2 separate regions of the Homo sapiens genome follow, and region 2 is linked to region 1. A link is a contact called in ENCODE Hi-C or POLR2A ChIA-PET data. All regions are on one chromosome and are shown on one strand. The core of a region is the stretch at or near the end of the contact, and the rest is flanking DNA. Distances in the headings are between cores, read along the strand shown. Region 1 holds the start of TCP11 (t-complex 11). Region 2 has its middle 33 kb from the start of SCUBE3.

What was found. A loop is a pair of places that touch in the nucleus more often than their neighbours do. ChIA-PET counts read pairs that join two places held with the same protein, here RNA polymerase II (POLR2A). Pooled maps may share reads with other maps.
Region 2: a loop to region 1 is called in a map with no recorded cell type, with 5 times the contacts of the local background. The contact joins the enhancer-like site here to the promoter of TCP11 in region 1. A Hi-C loop is called at or near these places in 7 of 168 maps with a recorded cell type or tissue (Caco-2, GM12878, aorta and 3 more), 13 of 37 single-sample maps with no recorded cell type and 11 of 50 pooled maps. POLR2A ChIA-PET finds 5 or more read pairs at or near these places in 8 of 52 experiments (AG04450, IMR-90, K562 and 5 more).

What each region holds. Positions count from the first base shown.
Region 1 is chr6:35,139,337-35,144,710 of GRCh38, reverse strand. It overlaps TCP11 (t-complex 11), which reads left to right and starts at 3,372. Exons shown (of 10, transcript NM_001370687.1): 1 at 3,372-3,506; 2 at 3,827-3,964. The coding sequence starts at 3,841.
Region 2 is chr6:35,177,477-35,183,711 of GRCh38, reverse strand. No RefSeq gene overlaps it. Among named protein-coding and RNA genes, the nearest start is that of SCUBE3, 33 kb to the left of the region's middle. Within about 2 kb of position 1,736, at least 17 of the 41 ENCODE cell types and tissues checked have a DNase peak (open chromatin) inside an H3K27ac peak, as active enhancers do; they include ascending aorta, where a contact is called at or near this core.

The DNA of each region.
Region 1 (5,374 bases), core at 2,123-4,622:
GGTGTGGTGGCACACACTTGTAGTCCCAGCTACTTGGAGGAATGAGGCAGGAGGATTGCTTGAACCCAGGAGGTCGAGGCTGCAGTGAGCCAATATTGTACCACTGCACTCCAGCCTGGGGGACAAAGTGAGTCTCTATCTCAAAAAAAAAAAAAAATTGAGGAAGGGAAATAGACTTTAGTATTAAAACAAATGGATGTATTATGAATAGAAAAGTCATACAACATCTTGGTAGAAAAAGGGAACCCTGGGCTGGACAACTTTGGTCATATTTCAGTGTAAGAGGAAACAGGGCTTCTCTTCTGTTCTTGGGTTGCTTGGAAATACTTGCATTATGGGTCATTTGAGGTATGTGCACTTTAATAGGGCAAAGGTGTGAAGTTATCCAGGAGGGGCATTCCTGCTAAATAATGGGCATACGTAGAAACTTCAGTTTTACCCATTAGAAGAGTTTAAAGAGGGTCCTGAGGTTGAGGGAGAGCCAGGCCTAACATAAACCAAAGACCAAATGAGTTAGAGAATTTTTTTTCTTTCTTTTTTTTTTTTTTTTACAGGGTCTTGCTGTGTTGCCGAGGCTGGTCTCAAACTCCTGGCCTCAAACTCTTGGCGTCAAGTGATCCCCACCCGCCTTCGCTTCCAAGAGTGTTTTGTTTTTTTAGACAGAGTCTCGCTCAGCTGCCCAGGCTGGAGTGCAGTGGCACGATCTCAGCTCACTGAAACCTCTGCCTCCTGGGTTTAAGCGATTCTTCTGCCTCAGCCTCCTGAGTAGCTTGGATTACAGGTGCCCACCACCATGCCCAGCTAATTCTTGTATTTTAATAGAGACGGGGTTTCACCATGCTGGCCAGGCTGGTCTTGAACTCCTGACCTCAGGTGATCTGCCTGCCTCGGCCTCCCAAAGTGCTAGGATTACAGGCGTGAGCCACCGAGCCCAGCCGAGTTAGAGAATCTTACTGAGGACCCTGGCTAAAGGCTGGGCTTGAACTGACCCAAACACTAGCAAGATCTTTCACCCTTTCTCAGTCCTCAGGTAGCACTTCTTGTTCATAGCCCCGGCCCCAGTACTTACCATGCCATTATATGTTATATTTTATTGTGTACATAATAGATACCAGAGTCAAGGAGGTCATGTGAATTAAGAAAAAGTATCTGATCAAGAGTCAAGATCTTGCTTACTGTGTGACTTTTGGTTACTCTCTGAAACCTCTTTGATCCCCAGCTTGTTCACCTTTCAGACAGTCCAGTATAACACCTGCCTTGCCTACTGAATGAGATTGTGTGCAGAGCATATAGATCTGCGATGTAAAAGCATTCTGTAAATCATTACAGAGAAATCAGTTATTAACTAAGACCCCAAAGGGAAGAAGTGCATATCTCTTACTTGATCTTTCTACTCCCCTCAACCTCTAACTTTTGCTTGGTTGGTTCTGATGACTATTAATGATAAAGATCATGAAATGCTGTACCTGGGCTGACCCTGGGAAAACTAATTTTGTCTTTCTCTGCTACCTCCTTTTCCTCCTGTTCTGGCTTCGGTCCCCTCCCCACTCTCCACCCTCCCCCACCCCCCTCTCACACTACCATGTGCTCCTGGACTGCTATTTCTTCCCACTGACCCTCCCAGACAATTCGAATATTAAGAGAATATTTAAACAGACAATTTAACATATATGAAAGAATTGTTAGAGGAATTTCAGACATCAGTAGGGAGTTTTACAGCAATGCAATTTTTGTGGGGGAAACGAACTGGTGTTATTCTGGAAACTTTCCCAGAAGTAAAAATGCCAAATGGAATTCCTGATTTGCATTTTTAAAGAGAAATCAATAACCCAGCCTAAATATCTCCCTATGTAATAAGGAAGCATCATATTTCATTGAACTCTTTGCTGAAGTCATCATGCAACTTCCTCCCACTTCTGGTGGTTTTAGGGTGAAGGCTGGCCTGCTTCACAGTTGGCATCCCTGAGGGAAATAGCAGGAGAGGGCGAGGAGGAGGAAGGGGTAGGTTTGGTATGGATGAGTCTGAGATGCTCTGGATAAACAGTAACTTGGCTAGGCCACTCCCCTGGTATATGCCTGGGCCTCAAGGTGGAATGGACTTTTTTTAAGCACAAATGCTTTTGGGTGTCTTTATAATTTCCCCCTCCAAACCCAAGAGTTGTGCAAGAAACATCCACACTCCACACTAACAAGGCAAAGGTTGTTTTTGTTTTTTTTTTTTTGAGACGGAGTTTTGCTCTTGTTGCCCAGTCCGGAGTGCAATGGCGTGATCTCGGCTCACCGCAACCTCTGCCTCCCAGGTTTAAGCGGTTCTCCTGCTGCAGCCTCCTGAGTAGCTGGGATTACAGGCATGAGCCACCACGCCCAGCTAATTTTGTATTTTTAGTAGAGACGGGGTTTCTCCATGTTGGTCAGGCTGGTCTCAAACTCCTGACCTCAGGTGATCCACCCGCCTCGGCTTCCCAAAGCCCTGGGATGACAGGCTCGAGCCACCGCGCCTGGCCTTGTTTTGTTTTTTTGAGACAGAGTCTCGCTCTGTTGCCCAGGCTGGAGTGCAGTGGCGCAATCTCAGCTCACTGCAACCACGGCCTCCCGGATTCAAGCAATTCTCTGCCTCAGCCTCCCGAATAGCTGGGAATGCAGGCGCCCGCCACCACGCCCGGCTAATTTTTGTATTTTTAGTAGAGTCGGGGTTTCACCATGTTGGCCAGGCTGGACTCGAACTCCTGACAGGAGATCTGCTGGACTCAGGTGTCAGCCACCGCGCCCGGATTCTTACCATAATACTTTCATCTTTTGTTTTGTTTTGTTACTGTACACTTTTATGGTAAGAAGTCATGACACAGTAATAAAGAGAGACGGGAGCAGGTGAAGAGGAAACGCTTCCTTTCTATTTTCTCAGGCAGGGGCACTCCAGGTCTTCACATCACTGCAAGGGCGACAGAGTAGACTTAGAGTCAAGAAAGGCAAGGGCTAGAGCCCAGGAGGCGGAGGGCGACAACGGGCGGAACCCCAGTGGGCAGAGCCTGGCCCCAGCCCTGGCGGCTCCTCCGCTTCTCCCACATGTGAGGAAAGAGCGCGGCCCCTGCGCCCCTGCGGCACACGCTGTGAAACAACCCTCCTGGGTGTGGCTCGGCTTCTCGGCTGTCCAAACAGCCTGAAGAAAAGCCCCATGCATGCTCTGGCCTCGTCTCAGCAGTTCCAGGCCATCCTTCTCGAGGGGCGGGAGCTGACCGGCATGAACCGGCCGCAGCGAGCCGCTCGAGGCCTGGTTGGCTTCGAGCTCAGGAGGGACGCACGAGCCTGCCGCTTCCGGCTCTGGCGGGGGGGGCACGTGCCCCGTCCCGTTGCCCCGGCGACCGCGGCGGTTTGTTCTCAGGCCCCGGCCTTTCTCACCGTGCGACGCCCCAACCCGCCGCTCCGCCGCGGTGGTACGCTCCAGGCCGCCAGGCCGCGAGGCCCACCGAGCGGACGCCAGTGGATGACCCGCGGCGGGGGAGGAGGAGGTGACGGCCTGGGAGCCGGAGGCGGGCCTGGGCCGGCGTTTCGGGCGAGGGGGGCACCTCGCCGCGAAGGAAGGGGCCTTCCCACGCTTCCCGCCCTGCGCCGGGCTTCTGTGGCTTTAGTTTCCTCGTTGCCGCCCAGCGCTCCACTTCTGTCCCACTCTCGACTTCCGCTCCTCCACGCTCCTTTGCCCCTTTCTGCCCCTCAGCACCCCCAAGACCCTGAGGCCGCTACCCCCCTTCCCGCCGCCCCCAGGGACCCCCTTGGCAATTGGGGAGGCCCCTTCCCCGACGCCAACAACACGCCTTTCTCCCTCACCCAGATACCATCAGCAAAATGCCAGACGTCAAGGAGAGTGTGCCCCCGAAATATCCTGGCGACTCAGAGGGCAGGTCCTGTAAGCCCGAAACCTCAGGACCCCCCCAGGAAGACAAGAGCGGCTCCGAGGACCCCCCTCCCTGTAGGTCCAGCTCGGCAGTCCCTGTGGCCCCCTAGGGGGTGCTTAGTGTGGGGGGTCCGCAGGCCCCCCCATCCCCCAAGTTTTCTCTCTTCACTATCCCTCTCTCGTTTGTCTTTCTCCGTTTCTCCCCCACCCGCCTTTACTTACAGGCCCGAGGGCAGAGGTCTTCAAAGAGTTTTTGGTTCTAGAGAAAGAAGTGACCCAAGCGTGATTACTTGAATCTGACAAGATTTGAGACTGAGTCGGTTCAAAGCCCTCCTTTGTATTGTATTTTGAATATGTAGGGGGGATTGGCAGATAGATCTGGGATTGATTTTAAAGAACCCAAATGATCCCAGACGGGAATTGGGTTTTCTCAGCGCTTTGCTAACTCAAGAAATAGTAGTGTCCTGGGCCCAGTCTCTAGCTCGGTTCTGTAGTGGGTGTTCTTTTGTGTTCTTGTTGGGGCACAAGGTCTTCTCCGCGCTTCGTGGTAGGTCCAGTCTCACTGGGACTCATGCTGTATTTCTCTTAATCTCCAGAGAACGTAACTAGTCATCAAACTGAGGAGCTGTCCGTGTGCAACAACTCAAGATAAAATTCTTGACTATTGAAATGCGAAAAATTAGATTGAGGCTTTGCGGCTGAATTAGATTGGTTTTTCTTGTGGCCACATGAGGTCGCTGCTGGTTAACTGAATGGCACCAAAAGGCATATTGGGGTCATTTCCAACAGCTATGAACCTGAGGTAGGATGAAAAATCCGTTTTTTTGTACACACAATTTAAGTTTTTGAGGTGTCTATTTAAATGAGTCCATATATAAAACAACTCTCAGTAAAATGAATAATCAAATTCCTTTTTAAAAAAATTTGAAATTTTGTGTATTAGGTTGACTTGGTTGTTATATTACTTGAAAATGTCTTTGTCCTTGGGATCTGGATTTTTAAAATCTATTTCGGTTAAATTTTATCTCTAATTTCTCTTTGAGCTCTCCTCATTCCTGAATTTTAGAGCTGTTTTGGAATTGCTTAGTGCTGTGTAACTTTTGAGCAACAGAAGTCTTATCAAGGCAGGCTATGAACTTTGATTTGTTGTAGTTGGAAAGTGTTTCTGTGTATATTTCCCTCCGTCCCTCAATAAGCTGCTGTAGTTCAATCCCCTTCTGAAGATTTTCTCTTAGCTCTCATTTAGCATTAGTGAATTAGCAGTGAGTCTGTTTACATATTTGATTGTGTTTTGCCATTTTGGCTGAAACTAAAGACTTCAGAGAGGCTGCAGAAATAAAGGGAACCTCAAGCGTCCACTTAAGGTCCAGTTCACCTTCATGTTTACCTAAGCAGAGACTCAGTGGATTTTTGGTAAAGGTCTACAATCTCCTTAACTTTTTATTTTTAAATATCGTAAGTCTGCTGGAAAGTAAAAAATAATAC
Region 2 (6,235 bases), core at 487-2,986, 41 kb before region 1:
CAGATACTTCAGGGTGGTTTCAGAGGACTAAGAAATCACCAAGGGCTGTGCCACCTATTTGCCGCTGGGGTGTGGGGGAAAAGCACCCTCATTCATTGTTGGCCGGGACATGGACATTAAGTGTTAGACCTTCTGCAAAAGCAATCTGAAATATTTTCTAAAATTAAATCCAGGGACAATTCAGCCTAGCAATCCAACTTCTGGGCACACAAAGATATGTGACAAGGGCTTTTATCACACTGTTGCTCACAGTAGCAAAAAACTGGAAACACAGTGGATGCCTGTCAGAAGGGGATAGTTGAATAAATTATCCACACCATGGGGGTGAGGAGAGAGGATCTGCTGTAAAGGGGCAGAAGAACTGTTTAGGGTGAGAGAACTGTTGATTAAGTACAATTACCCAAATTCATCCAACTATAAACTTAAAGTGGGTGAATTGTATGTAAATAATTTTTAAAGAAAAGACTGCTATGCAACCAAACCAGTTCCTATGAGGTATTAATGGACAAGAAAAGATACAGAAAAATATCACTCAAGATCCCATTTATATACCTTTGTGTGTATGTAAATGTATAGAGAGATGCTTGCATATGTTTATATGAACATGGAGAAAAATATAGAAGGGTTCATTCTAGGGTCTTAGTATGGGTTACCTGGAGATGGAGGGCAAGAAAAGTCAAGAAAAAAGGAAAGGAAACGAAAAGAGAACAGACTTTAAAAATATGTGTGATATGGTCAAGAGATCGAGACCATCCTGGCCAACATGGTGAAACTCCGTCTCTACTAAAACTACAAAAATTAGCTGGGCGTGGTGGCGTGCGCCTGTAGTCCCAGCTACTTGGGAGGCTGAGGCAGGAGAATTGCTGGAACCCGGGAGGCGGAGGTTGCAGTGAGCCGAGATACGCCACTGCACTCCAGCCTGGCGACAGAGCGAGACTCCGTCTCAAAAAAAAAAAAAAAAAAAAAAAAAAAAAAATATATATATATATATATATATATATATATATATATGAATTATATATATGTATATATGATATGGAATGTATGTATTTATGCAACTTCTAAAAGTGTGTTGGACCCGAGCTGGGGAGGAGGTGCGGGCCCCCGGGGTCCCCTGGGGTCCGCGGGCCGGAGACTCGCGCTCCGGGCGGTGAGTCACAGACAGGCCCGGCTTGGCCGGCGCCTGCGGGCGCTTTGCAGCTGCACCTCGTCGGGGGCGCGGAATCCCTCACCTCGAGGAAAGCAGACGCCCGCCGCCCGGGAGACAGACCGCGCGGGGGTTTTCCAGCGGGGGCGGAGGCCCCTGAAAGGCGCATTGTCAGCCTGGGGAGGCGACGCGGCGCGAGGACAGCGGGACAGCGAGGCTGGGGGTGGGGTTGGGGACCCCAGCTGGGCGCCCGGTGGCTGCGTCGCAGATCCCTCGCCCGCCACGTGGGCCCTGATTCTCCTGATGCTGGGTGGGAGGCCCACAAAGCTCCTACTCCGCGCAGAGGCGACTACCGCCTGCACGGGGTCCGGAGCTCAGTGTCCAGAGTGCCCCAGGATTTGTGCACAGTTTTGCCTCACGTTAGAGCCCGAGAACAGCTCCAGCAGGTCCTGGAATTTGTCCGTGTTTGTGGCTCCCTCCTTGGGGCCCAGCAAGGAGCCTGGCACGTTGCCAGCGCTCAAGAAACATTTGCATGGTGAATCACAAGGGCCTTCGGCAGAAGTTGCCAGGGAACATCATGCTGAACTCTGGGCTCCACAGCCACACCCTCCCTCGAGAACCCTGTGCAGCCTTCCTGTACTGTTAGAACCCCACTTGCTTGATGGGCTTGATCATTAGGCTTCCATAGCTGTGTCCAGCCTCCTCAGCCCGACAGGGAGGCCCTGAGGGCAGGGACTGTATCACACATGTGACCACTTCCCAGAGCAAAACTGCAGGCGACCCCGCACACAGTAGGTGTCTTTCAGCAAAACATTGTGACAGGGAAGAGAAAGAGGATGCTTTGGGTCCAGTGGTTCTCTCTGTGTCCCTGAGTAAAAATCCAATTAGGTCTCAGAAATTCTGTTTTTTTGTTTTGTTTTGTTTTTTTGTACCAAAAGAGAAACTAAGAAATGTAACCTGAGCTCTGGGCCACTCAGGAGGCTGGTGGCAGGAGGGCAGGAGTATGGCATAACTTTGTAGCTTAAAAAAAACAACAACCAAATTAGAGCACTAGTTTAAGGGCTGAGTCAAGAGGGCCAAGACGTGTCTCTTGTTCCCTAGTCCTGGGCTGTTTGCCAGGAGAGAGGAAAATGCTTCCAGAAAGTCCAAGTCCAGGTTTAGTGGCTCCAAGGGAAAGATTTTTCTACATGGAACTAAAGCAAGAACTAGGTCGTAAACCAAAATCTTCTAACTTCCTCCATGACCAGGGTTGCAAGAGAGAAACGGGAGTAATGGAAAGAATAAGGGACTTGAGGTCAAAAGGTCTTGATTTGAGCCATGGCCTCAGCCTCTTAGATCAGCCCCATGTCTCTAGGAAAGTTCCTTGGCTTCTCTGAGCCTCCGTTTCCTCATCTGTAGCGTGGGGATAATAATGCCACTTCATTCACATGACATTTTACTAGTGGATGGGTGAGTACCTATCTCAGCTCATGACACACAGCAAGTCCTCAGTAGAAGTCTGTGGGTCAAACAGATAAGCATACAACAGTGCTTACTGCAGCATTATTCACAACAGCCAAAAGGTAGACACAACCCAAATGTTCATCAGCAGATGAATGGATACATAAAATGTGGTACATCCATACAAGGGAATGTTTTTCAGCCATAAAAAGGCATCAAGTTCTGATCCATGCTAACACACAGATGAACCTTCAAAACATTATGCTAAGTGAAAGAAGACACAAAAGTGTATATATGGTATGATTCCACTTATATAAAATATCTAGAATAGGCAAATTCATAGAGATAGAAAGTAGATTAGAGGTTACCAAGAAATGGGGAATCATTACTTAATGGATATAGAGTTTCTGTTTGGGATGATGAAAGAGTTTTGGAAACAGATTATGGTGATGGCTGCACACACTGTGAATGTAATTATGCCACCGAATTGTATACTTTAAAGATGGTTAAAATGGCGGAATATATATTATACATATTTCGCCACAATAAAACACTTTTCAAGGAAGACTATGGAATCTGATTGTGAAAAGAAAGTTCTGCTTTTGGCAGCACTTTTGTGGTAGCTCCCAAATGGAAATAGCCCAGATGTCCATCTATAGCAGAATGGATGAAGTGTCTTCTGGAATGTTATCCGGTTGTGAGAATACATGACAACCATACACAACAAGCTGAGTGAATCTTATGGACATAATGTTGAGTGAAAGAAGCCAGACACAAAAGGCATCCTGTATGCTTCCATTTATACAAAGTTCCAAAACAGACAAAACTAATCTATGGTGCTAGAGGTCAGGACAGGGTTACCCTTGGGGAATAATTATTGGAAAGGGGCACTAAGGGGCTTCTGGGGTTGGCAACGTTCTGCTTCCTGATTTAGATGCTGTGACCTGGGTGTGTGCACTTTGGGGAAATTCTCCAGCTGTTTTACACTAATGTGTGTTCTTTTCTGTACATGTTTACTTCCAGAAAACATTTTTTTTAAGTTCTGGTTTGAGTCTTGAGTGAAGGGAATGGCAAACTAGAAAGTAAAGCTACAGAACCCTGATTTATACACACTTAACCTGTGCCAAGCCAAAGGGACTGTGAAACAAGACTTATTCTCTACACTGCTTGTAATTCATACTCCCCCCTCCCCAGGCCTCTCCATGAGCTGTAACCAATTAGTTTTTGGACTCCAAACAGCAGACTTTCTACAGCTCACACTGGGGGGCATAGGGGAAATGGGGTACACTGGCATCAAGAGAGGCTCTGATCCCAAGCTCACAGCCTCTGGAACAGAAACCCACCATCACCCTGGGCTTGCAGACAGGGAGTAGGCATTCAGCATACTTGTTGGTGGATTGTGTCATAACAGCTCTTCAAGTGCACCCCTGGGCTCTCACTGATCTCTCTCACTACCTTCATTCAGAAACAGGCTGTTTGCAGCCCCTTGGGGGTGCTGCTGTCAAGGACTTAGGGCCTAGAGGCCTAGAGGAGAAGTTGCCCCTTCCCCTGACCTCAGGAGTCTGCCTCCCAGACACCCTCCTGGATGCTGTGGAGAAAGCCAGTCTGAAACATTGACTTGGCCTGGGCTGACCCAAGGTGAGGCCTGACACCAACAACCCCGTGGTTGGGGTCGGGGGCAGGGGATAATTTTTATTTTTGCTTGGTGGCAAACTGCTAAATAATAGATCTGGCTGGGGTTTCGGTTTCTCCCCCACTGGCTTGACCAGCTTGTTTTCTGATTGACTCAATCAGCAGGTTATTTTGGCCCTGTGGGGACCCAGGCCTTGGTTTCTGCTCCTGGAGCCTTTCCCCTCTCCCCAGGGTGTTTAGGCTTCCCCCACAGTGTTGGGTTTGTTTGCCTGCCTGTCTGGGGCCCTGAGGACTGAAGCAGGCAGCACGGGCCTTTGCCAGACTGTAGGTGTTTACATGATGTGGGTGTGTGGCGCTGGGGGAACAGACCCCTGTTGCAGAGGTGTTCCTCATGCATAGCTAAAGCAGCAGCATCTCCTTCCTTCTTTTATGTGTCCCAGGAAATGCCATCCTTCTTCCTCCTCCAGGCTCCTCTGCCTTTCTCCCTGGAGAGCACAGCCAGCTACTCTTACTATTCATGACAGCAGTAGCAAAAACAGTAATTCCTTACATGGGAAAAGTGCTTAATGGTTTAGGAAGCCCTTCCACAGCATCGTTTCATTTGACTCTCCCACGGCACTCTGTTTGAGGCTGAGGCTCAGTGAGGTTCTGAGACCCACTCAAAGTCATGGACTCATCATCAAGCTTAGAGCATGTCCTTTGATTTCTGGTCCCATCTTCTCTCTTCTGACCCAAGATGCCTCTTGCTTTTGGAGACCAGGGCAGAAGGTACTAGTTGCCACTCCAAATCCACTTCTTCCTTAGCAACAGAACCTCAACTGTATTCAAGGCAGCATTGTGCCCAGGCAAAAGGAAAATTCCCAGACTTACTTGCAGTCAGTAATATGTAAGCAGAGACCTCAGGAAAACTTCTTAAAGGGGTAGAAAGGATGGACCCTTTTAACCTTTCCTCATTGCCTAGAATTCAGATGTAAGAGCTAGAGCACAGCAACTGTCTTGGACAATGCAGTGACTTTGAGGTTAAAAGCCACTAGGATGGTACAGCAGAAATATAGATGGGGCAGAGTCTCAGATGACCAGAAAGTCACCATATCTGTCCAGATTCCCTACTCTCAGACTTCTTTTACATGACAGAAGAGTAAACTTCTATCTAGTTTAAGCCACTGCAATGTGATTGTTCTGTCGTTTGCAGCCCAGTTTAATTTCTCCAGATGCAGGGACCTTGTTTCTGGTGACACACAGTCTCCTGTTCCCCTTCTACTCACCTGCATGGAATGCAAAGGGCCCTCTCCTCATAGTTCTCAGCTCTCATAGTTTCTATCTGCTGGACTCAGGTCATAAGGGCTATCCCAGGAGGGTACCTTCCTGGGTCCTTTAAACCTGCTGAGAGTTCTGGAAAATGAGAATTGACATAGGGCACACTTTCTTCTGTGAGTTTCTATAGCCAAGCAAAACTAACAGGGGAAAACAAGAGAATTCGCAGCACTTAGCCGTTTGCACAGATTGGATTCTTCTGAGAGCCAGTTTACAAACCCACACTTCCAATCCCCCTGTCACTCCCCCAGCATTCCAGAGATTGAGACAGAGTTCATCACTTTGGGCCCATTCATCAGCCCCCTATACCCCAGAGCACAGCAGAAAATGGTAGAGTTCAAATTTTTGTGATCCCTATCACATGAATCCATCCCGGTAAAAAAATCTGGCCATACATCCCTAATAGATGCACATTTATAGACTCCTTCCTGTTAGTCAGTCCGGATGCATGAAACTGCAAATAACTGAAAGCCCAGGCAGTAATTGTTAGATCTCTGAGGACCTTTACTGGGACCTTAAAAGAGATCAAGGAGAAGATGGTCTGAGGTCATTTCATCAGATCAAGGATATCATTAAGGACTGGGCTCTCTCTCCAGCTTTCCGAAGTTCCTCCATCCTTAGTGTGTTGACTTTTGTTCTTAAGTCTGTCCCTTCAAAATCACACGTTAATATTGCATCTGCCTTTTCAGCAGGAAAATGGGG